2 separate regions of the Homo sapiens genome follow, and region 1 is linked to region 2. A link is a loop called in an ENCODE intact Hi-C map of the cell type or tissue named here. Cell type or tissue: sigmoid colon. All regions are shown on one strand. Links, peaks and the distances in the headings refer to the core of each region. The heading gives the core; the rest is flanking DNA.

Region 1 (10,857 bases), core at 3,468-8,467, 54 kb before region 2:
AATAAATTGGTCTTACTATGTCTTATCTTTGGTAGACCTAGGGGACTACAGAGAGAAACATATGTTTCAGAAGAAAACTATAGTATGCCTGTTATTGGATTTTAGCCTTGTCCATTGTTTTTAAGTTTTTATTATTTGCCTACAATTTGGACTGCATTCTGAATTATTTTCTGGCTACAAGTCTTTAAGGTTTTCAAATTTTTCTCTCATTTTTCTAAATTGAAATCACTAGAAATTAAAAACATGCTTTTTTTTTTAAAGCTCTGCAAACTAAAACTAGATAACATGATATAAACTTTCAGGGAAATCACTAGAGAAACTTACATACAAACAGTCTTCATGCCTATTGATGTCTGGACTCTGCCGAACGTTCATTTGAATACCTGATTCGAACTACAATCCAGAAAAATCTGTCAGATTGCCATCTAAAGATGCTTCAGAGATGCTAGAAAAATTAGTTTATAGACTACTCCAGACATTAATCTTTGTTTTTTTTATGTTTCTACAGAAATGCCTCTTACTAAAGATCTGTTTGTCTGCACTGTATATGGAGGTCAAGCCCATCTGCCATGCCGCCTCCTGGAATGGGACCCTGCTGTTTAACTCAACTGAACTTTTCTCAGGACTAAGAGGCTGATTCGAGAAGATATGAGATAACATATTTAAATTTGTTCTTTTCTGCTTATCCTAACTTGTTTTTCTCCTCCTTTGCCTGCCTCCTAAATAGCAACCTTTAACTCACATCTTTCCAAAGTTATCAACCTTGCCTTTAATAAGTGAAACTTTCTTAAAGAAAAACTTCCAAAGGGGAACAGAAGGAAACTAAAATATTTCCTCTCCAAATATATTTTCTTGACATATTTCAAGAAAACTATTCAGAAAAGCTGGAAATTCAAGAATAGCTGAAAAGCTGCCTTTTGTGGGGGGAGATTCGCATCAGTAGAGAAAACCTGCATTGATGCAGCCAGGCCCTCTCTGAGACCTTCCTTTGTCTGGATATAGGAAAGATTAACTGAGAGTCTGACACCTTTAAAAGTCTGAAAGAAACATTCACCTTGTGTTCTTGGTGTGGGCTGAGCCCTGCAAGGTTTCATCTGCATAGAAAGACCAGCTTTGCAAGCCCGGGCTCCTCTTCTCCCCCTCCCATAAGCTGTCTTGCCACCGTATCCTATTTTGCCATGATAAAAGCCCCAATTCTTTCTGTAACCTCAAGATGGAATATATAAGATTTGCTACCCCACTGGGGGTTGAGGTAATCACTCTATGGTTCTCTGTGCTCATTAATAAATTTGTATGCCATTTCTCCTATTTATCCATCTTTGCTCAGTTGATTTTCAGTGAACTTTCAGAGAGTAAAGGGGAAGTCTTCCCTTGGCTTCAACAAGGTTATGTCATGAAAAATTTCTAGCCAGGCACGGTGGCTTATGCCAGCACTTTGGGAGGCAGAGGTGGGTGGATCACCAGAGGTCAGGAGTTTGAGACCAGCCTTGCTAACATGGTGAAACCCCGTCTCTACTAAAAAATGCCTGTAATCCCAGCTACTCAGGAGGCTGAGGCAGGAGAATCGCTTGAACCTGGGAGGCAGAGGTTGCAGTCAGCCAAGATCATGCCATTGCACTCCAGCCAGGGCAACAAAAGCGAGACTCCATCTCAAAAAAAAAAAAAAGAAAAGAAAAGAAAAATTTATATTCATCTCAGAATTTTACAAGTTTAGCTAAAGCCTTAATTTTGAGTCCCATGGTTGGTAAGTATCTCCGTTTTTAAAAAGAAGTGTTAGTTATATTTCCACAGGACTTGCTAAAAGGTGGTCTAGGCAATGAAACTGAAGATGCGGGATGAATGGGAAGAATATTTTGGAAACAGAACCTTAGGACTTGATGGACAATTAGGTGACAGGAATGAGAAAGCAGAAATACCGGATAATTAGAGTAAAAAAATAATGTACTAAGTAAGATAATGAATTAATTTATATGTTTATTGAATCCCATATAAAATTATGTAACTTGTTAGATTTCAGGGGAGATAATGGCCTCTCTATACCTGAGATCTAGGATACTGACACCATTTACATCATCACTGTAAGATAAATGAATTCAACATCAACATTTTGATCTATTCACTTATAATAAGGCAAAGGAAAGAAAACATCATGATTTTGATTATTAAAAGCCAGTATATGATGATTTGTATCTTTAGTGTATTCTAAATTTCATATATTTTACTGGGAATGTTAAAAATATTTATGAATTAGGCCAGGCATGGTGGCTCACGCCTGTAATCCCAGCACTTTGGGAGGCCGAGGTGGGTGGGTCATGAGGTCAGGAGATCGAGACCATCCTGGCTAACACAGTGAAACCCCATCTCTACTAAAAATACAAAAAAAAAAAAAATTAGCCGGGCGTGGTGGTGGGCACCTGTAGTCCCAGCTACTCGGGAGGCTGAGGCAGGAGAATGGCATGAACCCGGGAGGTGGAGCTTGCAGTGAGCCGAGATGGCGCCATTGCACTCTAGCCTGGGTGACTGAGCCAGACTCTGTCTCAAAAAAAAAAAAAAAAAATTATGAATTATATTTATTGTTGGAAGATATCACCATCTTTCTCAAGCATGTGGCAAACCAGTTGGATACTGAGAAACAATGTGGTTAACTGACTAAGATCATGAACTCTGGAGTATTTTGTCCTGGGTATGAATTTTGCATTCCCATTTATTATGAGAATTTGGGCAAGTGTTTAATCTCTTTGTGGATTAATTCCCTCATCTGTAAAGTGGGGATAACAGTATTTTCCTTTTTTAGTGAGAATTATATTAGCTAATATGAAGCCCTTAGTACAATGCCTGACACTTAGCACACTGTACTCAGTTTATGTTATAATTATTATTTTGTATTTCAGGATTATCATAGAATCCGATGGGAAAAAAACAAAAAACAGTTCTAATTTTTAGAATTCAAATATTATTTTGAATAAGTCTTCAGGAGATAGATTGTAAGTTGCTTGTGGTGATCCTAAAACTGAGCTTATGAATCAATCTCCAAAATCTATCACTTATCTTTTTTTTTTTTTTTGAGACACGGTCTCACTCTGTTGTCCAGGCTGAAGTGCAGTGGTGCAGTCTTGGCTCACTGCAGCCTTAACCTCCCAGGATAAAGTGATCCTTCCACCTCAGCCTCCCAAGTAGCTGGGACTACAGGCGTGCACCACCACACCAAGCTAATTTTTTGTTTATTTTTTTGGAGAGACGAGGTCTCACTATGTTGCCCAGGCTGATCTCAAACTCCTGAGCTTCAGGGATATACCTGCCTCAGGCTCTGTAAGTGCCAGAAGTACAAGTGTGAGCCAGCAACTTATATTTATTGAACAAATGTATTAGTGTTATGCTTTGCTACAGTCACAGTTCATGTTAGTCAATTTCTAGAAGGGTGATGCATTTCTGAATGATATGTTGAACACTTTTAATTTTTGTTGACTACTTCCTTTCCCCTCCCATAAGAATAACTGTATTCCCATGTAACTGAAGTGCATTTACACACCCCTGCCAGGAGTATACCTCTTCCATTACGTGAGAAAGAGCTGTGCAGATGTTTATGTGGCATTTGAATGATATGCTCTGCATTTATCCATGCATTCTGCTAAAAATATTGTTATTTATTTTTCATATCACCTTTTCCCCATTAGATAGCAATGTTCCTCAAGGTAAGTAATCATATCCATTTTATTTTATTCTTCCACTTGCTCACAGCATAGATATGTATACTTTTGGGTGTGCTTTGCATGAAAAAGCTGTGTACACCTTGGGGACTGACTTACTGAAATAACTTCTCCAGTATGACTCTTGAAAGAACTAGGTCAATAACCCATAGAGTTATATAATTTTTTTTTTTTTTTTAGCTTGAGGAGACCTTAGAGATCACTTTTTCCAGATCCTTCATTTTACAAATTAGGAAATGAGCCAGGATTACAACTCATCCTCTCAACTGTCAAGCCCTGTGCTCTTTCAGCCTCATCAACTGCCTCTTGGATTGAATTGTTTATTTTCCAGGTGATTTCTGCATATTATGATGTGTGTGTGTGTGTATGTCAGGGTGTGTGCATGTGTGTTTGAGTGTATGGTTTTTAGAACTTTATAACCTTGTCCAATTACAGAAACATATTTTATGTAGAAGAAAGAGGAGATGACAAAGGATAAATTAAAGGGAGAATTTTCTCTTCCTCTTGTCTTTATTAATGTTATTATCATTAAGAAACAAAATGGTACACAGAAGACAAGGGAACATAAAATTATCATATGAAACCTGTCTTTTGGAATAATCTATTTCCAGACTCCACTTAGAGATCATTATCTTGGCTACCGAGTCGGTTGTGGGGTGCTGAGACAACGTGTGTGTCTGTAATGTGCATTCAATGTATTTAGGAGAGAGACTTTGCACGTGTCTCTAATGAAAGTGAAAGGGGGCAGGGTGGGGGCCTCTGGGGAGGAGACCCACAGTGAAGGGGAGGAAAACGGGCTTCTCGCAGAGGAGGCAGGTGGAAAGAGGGAGGGGTCTGTGCGCCCGCAGAGTCGCCAGGCGCCCTGCGAGTTGTCTCCGCTGGGAGGGGCGAGGCTGTCACTTGCCAGGGCGCGAGGAGCCTCAGCGCGGCTTGGAGAACTTGGCCCCGCGCAGCGTCTGGTCACTCGCTCTCCTCTGGGGACTGCAGAGAAGCAGGACCTCGGGCCATGGGTGAGTGCGCGGGCGGGCGCGTACACCTCGCCCAAAGGCTCGGCCTCGGGAATGGGCATTATAGAAAGAAAATGAATGTTCCTCGGCCTCAGACTGCGTCCTTCCCAGCTCTGTTCCCCCCGCGCCTGGCGTCCCCCGCCCCCCGCCCTCTTGTCTCCGGACTTTTTTTTCTGGGAGAGAGGCGATGGCGATGGGGTGGCACCTGGAGGCGAGGGAGGGTGCCCGACTGTTTACAGTGGGTCGGGAGGGTGGGGGGCTGCGCTTGGGCGCTGATCCTCTGCGCCGGCCCCAGGACCCAAGCCTGGGGGTCCGGTCTACCGTGCTGGGGGCGGTATTTGGGAAATAAAGAAAGACTAAGAGACCCAGGATCCGAATAGCGAGGCGATTACAGGGAGATCTCTGTCCTCCCGAGTTCCCACGTTTTCATGTTCTCTTTGGGGAGCAAGTTGAAACGGGGCACGAGAAATGGAAACTTCCTAAAACTTCCACTTTGTACAGGTTTGAGCAGAGGAAGGTGCTGGTGCAGGGCCAGACTGGGGACAATTTCTAGTCCCTTTCCAAACGAAGTGCCCATTTGCACAAAAGGTTTGAGGTTGAGGCTGAAGGCTGATTCTTCCTAAATTCCACCTGGGTAAACAGCGTGATTAAAAGGGCGTCCACACTGGCTCGGGTCACTGGACGGTGGAGTTCGGCGCAGTTCAGCTTCGCTCAAGTTTCCAGGCAGGGTCCGCTTATTCGGTGCTTAGCGGAGGCAGCTTGGAATAGCTCCAGGAATGTGACTGCGTGTGGCGGAGGGGAGGAAGAACTGGGTGTGAAATAGCCGATTCACACCCAGCACTAGGACGCAGGGTCCCACGAGTCACCTCGAAGAGCGAGGGAGAAGCTGGGGAGGAGAAAGCACTCGCCATCCCTGGACTGGCGTATCCACAGGCGCAGGGGAGATGCTGCTCTTCCGCGGTTGCCGACTGCGTTCAGCCCGCAGCCCGAGTTACTCTTCCAACCCCAGCCCGCTCACTTCTTCCAGCCAAGTCCACTGGGCGCCCCTCCCCCTTGCTTCTCCCTTGTCCTTTGTTGTGAGGGATTTCTCCAAGAGTAAAGGAGGCCTTGGGGACTGACGTGCTCGGGTTGAAATTCCTGTATTCCCACAGGCTCAAGGGTTAGGGGATGCTTTGACTACTAATTTCTGGAGTTTATAGACAGTAGCCAACTTGGAAGAAAGGAAAAAAGAGAAAGCTGAGGACATTTTTGCCTATGAATGTTAGCTGTGATCAAGACTTTCATAGTCTCTTCTTGCTTGACCCCTGGAAGTGTCTTAGAAGGACCCATTTTTAGGGCCTTTGTATAAACAGTGTTGGAAATGGTCTTAAGAAGGACTGTCTTTAAATGTTTTCTGAAAAGGAAGGAGTATTTTCAGGTTAAAAAAGAAAGATAAAACATTTTCCCAAGTGTGGCAGAGAGTATTTCAGGCTCTTTTTTTTATTTGGTTGTTAAGTGTTGTGTTCCATTGGAAAGACAGGTCCGGAATATTTTAAATTTTTCTCCTAAACCCAACACTTGCTGTTCTACTTGACCACTTGAGCCTATAAACTCTTGTTTCTATGCTCACACAGGAGAAAAGCTGTCAGAAATGGAAAGTCAAAATAATTGACTTGATGTAGTCTATTCATTAGCTGTATTAAAAGCATTAAAATGCCATTTGGATCCAACATAATAAAATGTCTAGAAAGAATTACATAATTTACCCTTGTAACCTCAAGCTCGAGAGGACTGGCTATCAAAGGTAAGGTATTCATAATTTCAAACTTAATTATTTTTAATTTCCATTTCCTTACTATAGTGAAAACAATTTGTCCTGGATTTTGCTTCAATGCCCATGGATAATTAACAATCATCCCTAATTATAGGAAGATTTTGTTGTGGGGGATGGTGTGGAGTTAACAGCTGAGTTGTCAGGATCCAAAGCTTGGTCTGTAACTCTTAGAAGTTCTCTTTCCTGTCTGTAATCTGACAGATACCTAAAATTTGTTTGTTCCTTCTACTGCCAGAAGTGGATAACATTTTTCCTGTTGTAATTGAGGTCACCAAAAACTTACGTAGTCAGGGGCCTAGTAGGACAGATTAAAAATATTCCTGAACTCTCTTTAGATGGAAGTAGAGGAAGCAAGTGAGGAAGCCAGAGGTGAGCGAAATAGAGAAAAGAGCAGGCCTGTAGCAGGGGAGAGTGACAGCATGAAGCCAGAACTCAGGACAGAGATTCAAGTATGCAGTCCAGAGACTAGGAAGAGCCAATAAGAGGGGCAAAGTGGGGAAAGCAGGAAGGAAGTGCATAGGGGAAATAGAAAACATTTGGCCACTTAAGGCCATATCTCTCCTCTTTCTTTTAATTTACTTATGAAAAATAAAACTTCACTACTCAGAACCTCTTCTATTTAGTGGTAGTAGGGATGGTAGGGAGTTTAGCATTAGAGTCCAAATGGCTAGGATAAGAGGGAAAAACAGCGTAGGAGAATGCTGGATTGCGCCAACAAATGGAATCCAGTTTTTTTGTTTTGTTTTGTTTTTGTTTTTTTCCTGGTATCATGAAAACCAAAATTTATCACTTAAAGAAAGGAAGATAGTGTTCTGGGGATGAATGTAGCAATCAATTCTCATTTGTCTTAGAAGAAGAAATCTGAACTCTAGCACTGTGGAAGAATGAGAGTAATTGGTTAATCAAACATTCTGAATAATTTATAGTCCTTCATATCCATAATGCACAAGGCTGATTGTAAAAAAAAAAAAAAGTTATTTGCAAAGTAGGCAAATTGCAATTTTGGCATCTCTTCCTTTTATTGTTTGATTTCCTCATTGATGTCCTCGGCTTCTCTAGGTATGCAGCAGGGCTATCCCTCCACTGCAAAATTTCACTCTGCAGAAAGGATGCAACAAAATAGTTGATACTAAAAAAACTGCAGGGCTAACACATTGCTAAGAGTATTTACATTTTAACTTTAAGATGAACTTTAACCTGCGAATCTCTAATTGTGGAATTTCAGGCCCCATTGGAAAGATAGGTCAGGAATATTTTTACATTTTCTCCTGAACACAACACTTACTGTTCTACTTGACTACATGTATATCACTATGAGACTACATGTATATCACTATGAGACCATTGATTACTGTTTTGTTTAAAAATGATGTTGAATATGATTTAGTTTGACAGATATTATGAAAAGTTTAATGGGAGTGGTACTGAACCTGTCTTGGAGGAATGTGAAACATTTGGAAAGGAAGTGGTTCTAGGTAGAATAAGGAGCTCCTTCTCATGGCAGTAAGGAGGTGTGTTTGGGGAACAGTAAGACATGGAGCTGGATTGACAGGATGGGATTTGATTTTGGAGAGCTTTTAAAAGCAATGATAGGAGGTAGGGTGTCATGGAAGGTTTTTGAGCAGGGAAGACATAATGAGATTAGTGAAAATGTTGTTTAAAACAGAATTAGTTGGAGAAGACAGATCCAGTTGTCACAGTAATCCTGGGATAATATGATATATGCCTAAACCAGTTTGGGAATAATATTATATGATATATATGATATGATAATAATAGAATATGATACATGTCTAAGCCAGTGGAACCGGAGAGCAAAAGATTGATGAGAGATAGGTCAAGTGAAAAATCTATAAAATTAGGAAATGGAGCAATAAGAGAATGAATAGAAGATTTTGTCTAGAAATTTGAAATCTTGAAGACTGGGGAAGCAGTGGGTTCCTTGATAGAATATTTAAAGGATAAACCCAATGGTTTACTTTCTGCATGTTTTGGACAAGAAATTAATTTCATATTTGAAATGTTATTAAGAAGTGATAGCAAGGCCGGGTGCGGTGGCTCACGCCTGTAATCTCAGCACTTTGAGAGGCAGGACGAGCTGGGTGGATCAGTTGAAGCCAGGTGTTTGAGACCAACCTGAGCAACATAGTGAGACCGTCTCTACTAAAATTACAAACAGTAGCCGGGTGTGGTGGCACACGCCTGTAATCCCAGCTACTCGGGAAGCTGAAGCACGAGAATCGCTTGAACCCATGAGGCAGAGGTTGCAGTGAGCCGAGATCATGCCACTACACTCCAGCCTGGACAACAGAGAGAGACTCAGTCTCAAACAAAAAGGAAAAAAAAAAAGAGGTAATAGCAAGACATCTAAACACAAATATTTAGTATGTTAGGAACACATAATGAGAATTTAATCAGAACACAGGAACAAAAAGGAAAACAAAGATGAAAGGGTTACCAACCTTTAGTGAGAGGAAAACCCATGAAATGAATTATCTATTTGAAAGTGTGAGTATAAGGAGTACTGGTTGAGGGACAGGGAGGGAAAGGATAAATCCTGTTTGATTGAAGAAGGATGCCAACTGCATGATACGTACTAAATGCCCCAACATAAGAACAGTGAAATGTGACAACTTAAACATTCCACATTAGATTTAAGAGTATACACATTTTGACAAGAGAAAAATATCCAATGGAAATATTTTGCTCTTACTCAATTTGAGTAACAATGGAGTTGGTTAAGTATCTGTAAAATTGTTTGCAAATTTAGACAAAAAATAATGACACACAGTATTGTCTTGAGCTCATACCTTTTTTTTCAGGAAAACTATGACACCCTCGAGACAGTTATGAACAAGGTACAAGAGCCAAGGTTTGAAATAGGAGAAGCAGATGATAATCCCTTATGCCTTTGAATGGGTCCTATAAATCTCTGGGATCCTGTTTCCTCATTTGTTTGATGAGAAGGTTGGGCAAGGTTCTATAAATTTATGTAGCTCAGCTCTTGATCCAGTAACTATTAGAGAAAAAAAAAACATGTAAAGAAGATAAGATTAAGCTATTTCCATTAAGCAAATCAAGAACACTTTTATGATGCTAGAGTACTGGATAATACTTTTGATCATTTGGCTTCTAGTGTGTTATTTTCCTTAGAAAATCACAAAGTCTGATAAGAGTCCCAACCTCAGCGGAAGAAGATAAAAGTCATGTTCTAAGCATTTATTGCTGCATAAAATGATCTCCCAAACTAGTGGATTAAAACAACAATTTATTATTTTCATTCACGGTTCTGAGGGCTGACTGTCTGCTGAGCAATCCTCATTTGAAGTCTCCTGCCTTGGAAGCCTGATGACAGCAGGGGATTCAGCCATCTGAAGACAGGATTGGACTGGTCGTCCAAGAGAGCTCACATATATATAGCTGGCAGTTGATGCCAGCTGTTGACTACGAGTTTATCTCGGGCTGTCCTGAAGTGGCTTGGGTTTTCCACAAAATGGTGGCTAGGTTTCAAGAGGCAGCATCCCAAGAATGAATGTTCCAAAAAACCCAAGCAGAAGCTGCAAAGATTCTTATGATCTAGCATCAGAAATCCCAGGACATCGCTTTTCCTTGATGTGAGGAGCAGCCAGCTCATACGAGGAAAGGAGAAATTGAGGGTAGCCGACTAATTGATCTAATTCCTAAAAGAGCTGTCTTGTTAAGTGTGCTTCACATTGGGTTTACAACTGAAAACTCAGCACAAGTCCTGAGAAAAACATGATTAAAGACTAAATTTTTAATTAGAAACATGAAGAAATCTAAACAGTCACACTAAAATTTCACAGCAAAACATTTGAGTGTGGAAATTCATGCCTGGGTGGAAATGTGTTGGTAGAATACTGGGATAAGCTCCACTCAAAATAGTTTCAAATAAAATCAGCTAATCTTCCTTATTTTCCCTTGAGTCTGAAGTTTCTAAGGCTATTGTAGGGTACTGTTCATTTTATTTAGAGTGGAGTTGGTCATAAACTGGAATGTAGGTCAATTAGCATAAATCCTTTGCTCAATATCCTCTTGTCACAATCAACTAGATGCTTTGTAGTGAACTGTTTAGGAGCTTGCTTTATTTTTCAAGAATGTGTTAGCTTTACAAAGTACAAAATTTGAATTGGTATAGTGTCACTAGGGGTTTCACCATACTTTTCTTTTGAAGAGATGTATTTAACTAAGGTTCCACTTAACAAAACTCTTCATGTAAATCTCCTTTTATTATTAATACTTTTATCTGGCAAAGTTAGAGCTGTCTCTGTGATTACAAAAAATCGAGGCCTTTCTCCCAGACATTTGAAAA
Region 2 (10,857 bases), core at 2,235-7,234:
TATGGAGGCTGGTGAGTCCAAAGTCTGCAGCATGGCTGCCAGCAGGCTGCAAGCCCAGGAGAGCCGATGGTGTAGGGAAAGTTGGAAGGTAGACTGCTGGAGAATTCCCTCTTGTTCAGAGAAGCTGGTCTTTTTTTTTCTATTCAGGCCTTCAAGTGATTGAATGGGGCCCACCTCATTATGCAGGGCAATCTGCTTATGAAAAGTTTACCAGTTTAAGTCTTATCTCATTCACAAACACGCTCCGCATTAACCAATACCATTAACTACCCAGGTAATATAAATGTGAAGAAGCCTTGACTTGTATAAAGCTATATAATTCTGGGATAAATCCAGATATTTTTTCAGAAAATTGTTGCAATTCATTCATATTTCTTATTAGCTATTACTTATTAACTGTGCGTATTCTAGTTGCTTTAAATGCCTAAAGCCTCATTGCTTCAACAGCCTTTCAAGGTAGATGGTATTCCCCTCATTTTTAGTTAAGGACACTGAAGCCTCAAGAGATTATTTCGCCGTCAGAGGTAATGAGGATGGAATCCAGAAATTTCGGACTTATAGGCCAGTGCTTGTCCAACTCTATCCTCTCTCTTTCCTTTTCTGTCTGTTCATGGCCTAATCATATGGACATCATGGGAATCAATATCTATTTTTACTGTTTTATCTCCATCTTCACTTCTATATCCACAGATTTAAAAAATCATAATGTATGGTTCTTCCACCCATTTTTCCTACTAAAAGTAGTATTTTCACATGAAATACTATTTATAAAGAAAAATGGCTTGTTACAGGGTCAGTTGGGCAGATAAGCATCTTGAGAAGGTGACGTTTTTCATTCCATGGGGAGTTCAGTAGGCAGGATGATAGATGAAGCTTTCCAATTATTTATCGACGTGTTGTATTTAAGAGTAGTAATTTCTAGGTTGCAGAGATGAAATTCCCTTTCCCAGTGGTCACTTGGAATGGGTGGCATTCAGTATAACAGAAGCCTGAAATAACCAAAAAGGCTTTCTAAATATTCATGGGAGAAAAAAAAAAGTCTTACAAATACTATATTTTAACATTTAGTATTATCTCTGCTCCTGTAAGTATTTTTAGTTTCAGAGCTCTACTTTCTTACTCAACTAAATATTTTTGATAATTCAGAAATTAACATTGTTGAAATTATGGCTGATAATTTCTGTAGGAATAATAGAATTCTTGCTATTAATCATTTAAGGTGACAAGAAATATCATGACATTTAGAACTATTGTGTGTCATTTAAAAATACTTTCATGAAAATAATACATTTCTCTAAATGTAAGTGAGGACTTTGTCCCCTCATTTCCCCTGCCAGCACACTCAGGCACAGCAAAAAATAGCACTGCCCAATCTGTTGACTGCAGCAGATTGTCCTAGGTTCTTTTGAGAGTAAAGTTAAATGTAAAAACTCCCCCAAAGCTACTTTTTTCCACTTTTGAAGCACGTTTCAATAACCAGACATCATCTTGCAATTCCTTTCCTGGAAAGTCATGGTTAAACCTGGAATATTTAAGTTTTGTTGAAAGTTGGAAATAATTCACAAGTATTATATTCTTATTTTCACATTTCAAAATTATATCCAGTTGTATAGAACATATTATGTGCTTGGAATGTCTTGTCTTAGGAATCAATGGCACTTTTGTAATTATTTTAATTAATAAAGCCATTAAAATAATGTAAAAAAATTGAATAAAAATAAACATCTATTATGTCTCATTGAGACTCTGTTAGACCCATAGCTAATAAAGTTTTATTTATTCTTTTCTAATGATGTAACTACACATCTGCATTTGGATGGGCCATAGAGTTCTTAAAATATCACAATACAGTAGAAAGAAATATATTAACTTTGTCAAAGTGTATATAATTTTGTTTCCCTTTATATTCATTGCAAAATGAATTGCTTTCTTAATGGAGAACTTTGTGTGCTTTTAGGATTTTTTGAGGGTGTCCTTACTTTATTTTCTTTACAAAAATGTTTGTGATCCATTGGTGTTTATACATTGTCTGATTACTAAGAACTTTATCTTTCTTCACTCATGAACTTGTAAAATTTATTGAAAATATGTGGTGAGAACTCATAAGGCTACAGTGTTTATTTTCTATTTGGTTTCATGAATTGTCATCCAAACAACTTAGCGCAGATATCAGACAATTTTTAAACAAGCTGTTGACAATACCATCTATTCAAGGAATGTACTAAATGTGAAGAATGAACAAGACTGTAAAGCCTGTCGGTTCAGCTTTATCTTTTTCATGAGTTTAAAATCAAACTTCTGAGGACTCTGAAAGTATCAGCCAAAGACAACCTCATTTATTTACTGATTTGAAGGAATCTTTACTAAAGTTAGCTCTTGATAAGAAGATGCAAGGAGTATTAGCTATGGTTCAGCTTAACAGCCCTTGATTATTTAGTTTCTTAGATAAAAAATCAAACAAACTCATATTTGTTTTACATAAAATATATGCCAAACACAGTTAATGATGATTTTAAGATGTAATGTAAAATTTATATTACTTTGACTTTTGGTCAGGTGTTGTGGTTAAGGTCTGTAATCCTAGCACTTCGGGAGGCTGAGGCAGGAGGATCACTTGCAGTTAAGAGTTCAAAGCCAGGAGTTCAAGACTAGCCTGGGCAACACAGCCATGAGACCCTGTCTCTACCACCACCACCAAAAACAACAACAAAAATAAACAAACTTGACTTTTAGTGAAAAAACTTTCCCAATTGTTAAAAAAGGATATACATATTTTCATTGCAAACAAATGAGAAATTACATAAAAACATAAAAAGAACATTAAAATTACTTCTTATCACACTACCCATGGATAACTCCTTTTGATATTTCTGAGTATTTCTTTTAAAAATATTTTGTGAATGTTTAAGTTAGCTACTCATTTTAGGAGCTTTTTTTGATTTCTTAGTTGCATGGAAGGGAATTCAACTGTGGGAAAAGAGATATCCAAATCTACCTCATCCCTCCACCACATCCCCCCAACACACACACACACACACACACACACACACACACACTTACCACCAAATGCAGTCTTGTTGGTAGAATAAGAAAAGTATCTCATCTTTATCAGGAAATTATTGCTTGTTTTCAAGGATCTATGGCATTTTAATGATTGTTCTTTGCTCAATCTAGTAACAATTGATAGTAAGTTAGTATTAACATTGTTATTTTACTGCGTAGGGGCATGAGTCCATAGCATAACTTTGTGGCCAGTGTTTCAGGATTCCTGCAGAAGGAAAAGACAGAATCACAATTATAATTCTTCTCACTTCCAGTTAGCATTTTCTGATTTCTTATGTGGTTGTATTAACCCATATGATATATTTGTGTTTTTGAGTTACGATAATGAATTATATAAAGTTTGATGGATTGATCATAATTTTAGAGTTCAAATATTCAAAAGTCAAACAATGTAAAGGAGGTAGAATCAGATGTGGCATCTTAGTTTGGACTGCTGTAACACAATACAATAGACTGTGGGGCTTAATCAACAAACCTTTATTTCTCAGAGTTCTGGATGCTGGGGGTCCAAAACCAGGGTGTGAGCATGGTCAGGTTCTCAGCGAGGGCCCTCCTCCCGGCCCACAGATGGCCATCTTCTCATTGTATTCTTCTATGAAGGAAAGAAAAATCATTTCTCTCATGTCTTTTCTTATGGAAACTAATTCTATTTATGAGAGCTCCACCCTCATGACCTAATTACCTCCCAAAGGTCTCACCTCTTAATACCATCACTTTGAGGGTTAGGATTTCAACATGTGAACTTTCAGGGGGACACATCCTGTCTATAACATGAGGGTATCATAATATTGGAGCAAAAAATCACAAAAACATGTCCTCTCTGTAGCACTTATTAAGCTGCAAGTATTATCTTCAGGTGTCCTCTGCATTTACTAACTCTGAAATGGGATGTGTTTGGAAAACACATTGCTATTGCTATTGCTATTGCTATTGCTAGGTGCTATGTTGGCATATAGTGTTGCATAGAAAAAAAGTAGGGCTTTGTTCCTTCATTCATCTTTTTATTCATATATGAATGCATGCATACATTCACTAATTATCAAGTGCCTACTGTGTTCTAGGTATTTTACTAAAAAATCTAGAATATGATGAGGAAATTGAGAACACAATATTTTCATATTTTCTTTGAAAAAAGTAGTGAGGAGACAACATAGTGTACTTGAAAAATATACTCAGCCCTCAGTAGTAATATTGATTGTGCAATTAAAATGTCGGGTGTCTTTGGTTAAATTATTTGTGTTTTTTTATTTTAGCTGAGTGATCATAGTTCCTGCTCTATTAGCCATTCATCTGGAGAAACAAATGAGGTAATGAATGCAAGAACATTTGCAGAATACGTATTACAACACAAATGCTCATTATTATCAGGAATAACTTGAAAATGCATGTGGGATTTATGATGTGCTTTTATAATATTTTATCTTGAAGACATCATTATTTTTGAGTTCTTCAGACTTAAGAAATATTATTCTTAAGAATATTACACTTAATAAATATTATTCTTAAGAATGTTAGACTTAAATATTATTCTTAAGAATATTAGACTTAAGAAATATTATACTTAATATTGTACTTAAGAAATATTATTAAGATAGTGTCTTTAAATGACTTTCTTCAGTCGAAGTTTTCCCTCTAGTGGTTGCTGTGGAAATCACAGGAAGATTTTCTAATGCTAAATGTTCAAATGGAAAATAAACACATAAGAATTGAAAAACGAATAGCCAGAATTATTGAGGAAATTCGAGCTAGTGTTTTTTTTTTTTTAAAGACTCTGTAGTTAGATTTTAAAATTATATAACAGCACTCAGTTTCTGAAAATTAGAAAGAAAATTATTTGGTCCTTTTATGGCATCAAATGGATTTTAATGAAGATGATGATTAATATATCTAGGCTTGAAGAAAGCAATAAGAAAGCCACACACACTTCATTTCATCCTATAAATGAAGCATTTTCAAATGCAGGCTCTTAAATGATTTTGCTTTCTTTTTTGATCTGGCTTCCAGTACAGCAGTAATCTCCAGTTTTGGCTTCCTCTCAGGAAGTTGAGCAGAAGTTGTGCGTGAATAAGCATATTTTGGTTTTTCTTAAAGGCACCTTTCTTATAAATCACTCCCCAAATCAGAAACACTGAAATGTGATGGTAGGATAAAGGCATTTTAAAAATCCAAGCCCCAGAATGCTCTACCAGGCCCCAATTGTCTGTCCTCTGCCCACCTCTGTAGCCTGGCATCGTCCTGCCCTGCCCTTGCCCACAGTGCTTGGGCTGCTGCCATCTTTATCCCTCGGACACTCCACAGCTGTGCTTGCGGTTCCCTGTTCTTGACATGCTCTGCCTCACATCGCTGGCTTCTATGGACCACCTGCCTCAAAAACGTCTTCCCTGACCCACCTAGAAAAGTAGGCTTTGACAGTTCATCTTCATCACATCACCCATTTATTCACTCCAGAACTCTTACCATCATCTAAATAGTGTAATTTATTTTCTACTAGTTTTTGTCTGTCTCCCTTAGAAGAATGGAAGCTACATGACACAGAGATTTATGCATCTTTTCATGATTGTGACCCAGACCCTAGAACAGTGCTTCACACAAGGCAGGTGCTTGATATTGGTTGGCACAATGAATAAATGAATGGAAGATGATAGGAACATTAACTAATCAGTGTTATTTGTTTAAAAATTTTCCTGAAACACTCAGTTGTTTTTGGTGCCTTGTCTTAGTTGATACTCAATTTGTAATCTTTGAAATAATTTAACTTCCTCATTAACTTTACATTCGAATGAAGTTTAATTTTTTTAATTTTTATAAATTTATAGATTTTTTATAGATTTAGGGGGTACAAGTACTGTTTTGTTACGTGGATATACTGCATAGTGGTGAAGTCTGGGCTTCTAATGTAACTAGCATCCAAATAGCGTACATTACACATTTAGTCTTCTAAGTCTCCAGTGTCTATTATTTCACTCTCTATGTCCATTACTTATATGTGGGAACTAAGTAATATGCACCCGTATTACTTAGTTATAAGTAATATGCACCCGTATTACTTAGTTGTACGTAATATGCACCCGTATTACTGAGTTGTACGTAATATGCACCCGTATTACTGAGTTGTACGTAATATGCACCCGTATTACTGAGTTGTACGTAATATGCACCCGTATTACTGAGTTGTATGTAATATGCACCCGTATTACTGAGTTGTAAGTAATATGCACCCGTATTACTTAATTATAAGTAATATAACTTACAAGTAATATAAGTTATATTACTTATAACATATATTATAACTTATATTACTTATAAGTTATATTACTTGCAACTTATATAACATGTTTCTTATAAGTTATATTACAACTAAGTAATATGGGTGCGTATTACTTACAACTAAGTAATATGGGTGCGTATTACTTACAACTAAGTAATATGGGTGTGTATTACTTACAACTAAGTAATATGGGTGTGTATTATTTACAACTGAGTAATATGGGTGCGTATTACTTAGTTCCCACTTATAAGTGATACCAGGTGGTATTTATTTCTGTTTCAGATGGGGTTTTAAAAAGTTTTACAATTCTTTATAGAGAAACTCTACTATGGAAACACTAAATTAAATATTTGTTTGTACTAAACAAGAACATGATGCTTGTTCATCTCCTTTAATAAATTCAATTAGATTACACAGCTTATCTAGTGATACGTGCAGTTTCTTATATCTGTACAGTAAGAAGTTATTCCAGAAATTAAGATTGTTTTTCTGAAATTTATATTGTTTCATTCTGCTTTGTTTTCCGTAGTGAGATAATTGCTGTTCACACTCACGTACTTGGCTTCGTCACAGAGTCTTTTCTAGCCTCAATGAATAATTTTTTTTAAAAAACACCCTTTTCTCAAAAGGCTTACTTTTTAAACCTTTAATCAGTTTTGACTGATCTTCTCCTTTGAAACTGCTCTAATTATTTCTCATACCACTTGATGGTTTGGGGACCGAAAAAACAAAAAACAAAAAACAAAAAAATGTACATGAAGACTAATGATTCGAGGTCTCTGAAACTGAGACGTCTGTATTTATGTCTGTTGAAGACTGCAGTCGGTAAAGCCTACAAAACGCATTATTAGGAATAGTGTTGCGCTGGTTTCCTTTGTATTCATGTCTGTTGCCTGCTAATCTGAATTTGTCGTCCATGCCACTAAGAGTCAAGCAGTTTTGCTGAAAATTTGTGGCCAAAAGGCAAAAGCCAGAAACTGTAGATTTCTTACTTGAGTGTTCTGCTCCGTCATTTTCTTCATACAGCCCTATGAAAATGAGGGAGATGTGCAGAGATTGTAATGGTATTCCCCTGATAATACTGTTAAGAGCTGTATGCTCTCCATATGTGGTAATAATCTGTGTCTGTTCTGTCTTGTACGTGTGTGTATATGTTCAAGGAATAATGTATTTTAATCTATGTAAATGAATGATAAGAATTGGAATAAAAATCAGTATGCATTTTATAGATAGTTCTGTTTATTACAAACACTTAAAAAGAAAGATGAAATGCAGCTTATCCCTGACTTACTCGGGCTGTTTCCTTTTGCACTCATGCTTTCCTGCTCTCGTTACCATAGTTACTGGTTTAATCATGATGCACAGAACAATTTCTAATTACAGTATATGCCAGCACAAAAATTAATTCTTTGCATATCTTAGGCCACAAACAGCTTGTAGCTTGTTTTTTGGCACTTTATTACCACATATAATGAAAAAGACATTGGTACATAATTTTAAATCTATTATTGTCTGCTACTTGTTATCGAAATGAAAATAAGCTTCTAGAAATGGTTAAATTTCTGAACATTGCTCTCAAGACTAAACCAGGAAGAAGTCAAATCCATGAATAGACCAATAACAAGTTCTGAAATTGAGGCAGTAATTAATAGCCTGCCAACCAAAAAAAGCCCAGGACCAGACAGATTCATATCCGAATTCTACCAGAGGTACAAAGAGGAGCTGGTACCATTCTTTCTAAAACTGTTCCAAACAATAGAAAAAGAGGGACTCCTCTCTAACTCATTTTATGAGGCCGGCATCATCCTCGTACCAAAACCTGGCAGAGACACAACAAACAAAGAAAATCTCAGGCCAATATCCCTGATGAACATCGATGCGAAAACCCTCAATAAAATACTGGCAAACCGAATCCAGCAGCACATCAAAAAGCTTATCCACCACAATCACATTGGCTTCATCCCTGGGATGTAAGGCTGGTTAAACATATGCAAATCAATACACATCATCCATCACATAAACAGAACCAATGACAAAAACCACATGATTATCTCAATGGATGCAGAAAAGGCCTTCGATAAAATTCAACATCTCTTCATGCTAAAATCTTTGAATAAACTAGATACTGATGGAATGTATCTCAAAATAATAAGAGCTACTTATGAGAAACTCACAGCCAATATCATTCTGAATGGGCAAAAGCTGGAAGCATTCCCTTTGAAAACCGGCACAAGACAGGCATATCCTCTCACACCACTCCTATTCAAGAATAGTATTGGAAGTTCTGGCCAGGGCAATCAGGTAAGAGAAAGAAATAAAAGGTATTCAAATAGGAATAGAGGAAGTCAAATTGTCTCTTTGCAGATGACATGATTGCATATTTAGAAAACCCCATTGTCTCAGCCCAAATCTCCTTAAGCTGATAAGCAACTTCAGCAAAGTCTCAGGATACAAAATCAATGTACAAAAATCACAAGCATTCATATACACCAATGACAGACAAACAGAGAGCCAAATCATGAGTGAGCTCCCATTCACAATTGCTACAAAGAGAATACAATACCTAGGAATACAGCTTACAAGGGATGTGAAGAAGCTCTTTAAGGAGAACTACAAACCACTTCTCAAGGAAATAAGAGAGGACACAAACAAATGGAAAAACACTCCATGTTAATGGATAGGAAGAATCTATATAGTGAAAATGGCCAAACTGCCCAAAGTAATTTATAGATTCAATGCTATCTCCATCAAGATACCATTAACTTTCTTCACAGAATTAGAAAAAAAAACTACTTTAAATTTCATATAGTACAAAAAAAGAACCTGTACAGCCAAGACAATCCTAAGCAAAAAGATCAAAGCTGGAGGCATCACGCTACCTGACTTCAAACTATACTACAAGGCTACAGTAACCAAAATAGCATGGTACTGGTACCAAAACAGATATATAGACCAACGGAACAGAACAGAGCCCTCAGAAATAACGCCACACTTCTACAACCATCTGATCTTTGAAAAACCTGACAAAAAACAAGCAATGGGGAGTGGATTCCCTATTTAATAAATGGTGTTGGGAAAACTGGCTAGCCATACGCAGAAAACTGAAACTGGACCCCTTCCTTACACCTTATACAAAAATTAACTGAAGATGGATTAAAGACTTAAACATAAGACCTAAAACCTCAAGAACTCTAGAAGAAAACCTAGGCAATACCATTCAGGACATAGGCATGGGCAAATACTTCATGACTAAAACACCAAAAGCAATGGCAACAAAAGCCAAAACTGGCAAATGGGAGCTAATTAAACTAAAGAGCTTCTGCACAGCAAAAGAAACTATCATCAGAGTGAACAGGCAACCTACAGAATGGGAGAAAATTTTTGCCATCTCTCCATCTGACAAAGGAATAATATCCAGAATCTACAAGGAACTGAAACAAATTTAGAAGAAAAAAACAACCCCATCAAAAAGTGGGTAAAGGATAAGAACATACACTTCTCAAAAGAAGACATTTATGTGGCCAACAAACATATTTAAAAAAGCTCATCATCACTGGTCATTAGAGAAATGCAAATCAAAACCACAATGAGATACCATCTCACGCCAGTTAGAATGGTGATCATTAAAATGTCAGGAAACAACAGATGCTGGAGAAGATGTGGAGAAATAGAAACACTTTTACATTGTTGTTGGGAGTGTAAATTAGTTCAACCGTTGTGGAAGACAGTGTGGCAATTCCTCTAGGATCTAGAACCAGAAATACCTTTGACCCAGAAATCCCATTACTGGGTATATACCCAAAGGATTATAAATCATTCTTCTATAAACATGCACACGTATGTTTATTGCCGCACTGTTCACAATAGCAAAGACTTGGAACCAACCCAAATGCCCATCAGTGACAGACTGGATAAAGAAAATGTGGCACATGTACACCATTGAATACTATGCAGCCATAAAAAAGATGAGTTCATGTCCTTTGCAGGGACATGGATGAAACCATCATTCTCAGCAAACTAACACAGGAACAGAAAACCAAACACTGCATGTTCTCACTCATAAGGGGGAATTGAACAATGAGAACACATGGACACAGAGAGGGGAACATCACACACCAGGGCCTGTTGCGGGAGGTGGTGGGGTTAGGGGAGGGATAGCATTTGGAGAAATACCTAATGTAGATGACAGGTTGATGGGTGCAGCAAACCACCATGGCATGTGTATACCTATGTGACAAACCTGCATGTTCTACACATGTATCACAGAACTTAAAGTATAATTTTTTTAAAAAAGAAAATAAGCTTCTAAAGTGGATTGATGTTAAAATAACTAATAAATTTTTTTTAAAAGATGAAGGCTTATTACAAATGAGACGTCTCTAGTATTATCCCTAACATATTAATTAATATGCATTTAACAATTTTTTCTCTCCAAAAACATTATTAAAATGATGTTCATTATTTAGAAACCGAAATTGTTAGATTTCTGTGACTAAGCAGTTGAGCCAGAAACCAGTATTTGAGCA

What was found. A loop is a pair of places that touch in the nucleus more often than their neighbours do. Peaks named below come from ENCODE experiments on the same cell type or tissue, not always from the same donor. Only the 100,000 strongest peaks of a DNase experiment are listed, where the experiment ranks them.
Region 1: a loop joins it to region 2, with 3 times the contacts of the local background. A loop is called at or near these places in 5 of 110 quality-filtered maps.

Annotation. Positions count from the first base shown.
Region 1 is chr4:175,996,169-176,007,025 of GRCh38, reverse strand. It overlaps a transcript of GPM6A not described here. Among named protein-coding and RNA genes, the nearest start is that of WDR17, 64 kb to the left of the region's middle. In sigmoid colon, for the core only: no CTCF peak of the experiment used is centred there; DNase peaks (open chromatin) are centred at 4,625, 5,495 and 5,745; H3K4me3 peaks cover 2,990 bases.
Region 2 is chr4:175,941,158-175,952,014 of GRCh38, reverse strand. LOC107984113 (a long non-coding RNA gene) reads left to right here. Exons shown (of 4, transcript XR_001741924.3): 3 at 4,317-4,370. It also overlaps a transcript of GPM6A not described here. Among named protein-coding and RNA genes, the nearest start is that of WDR17, 120 kb to the left of the region's middle. In sigmoid colon, for the core only: CTCF peaks have their summits at 4,513 and 4,715 (motif pointing left); no DNase peak of the experiment used is centred there.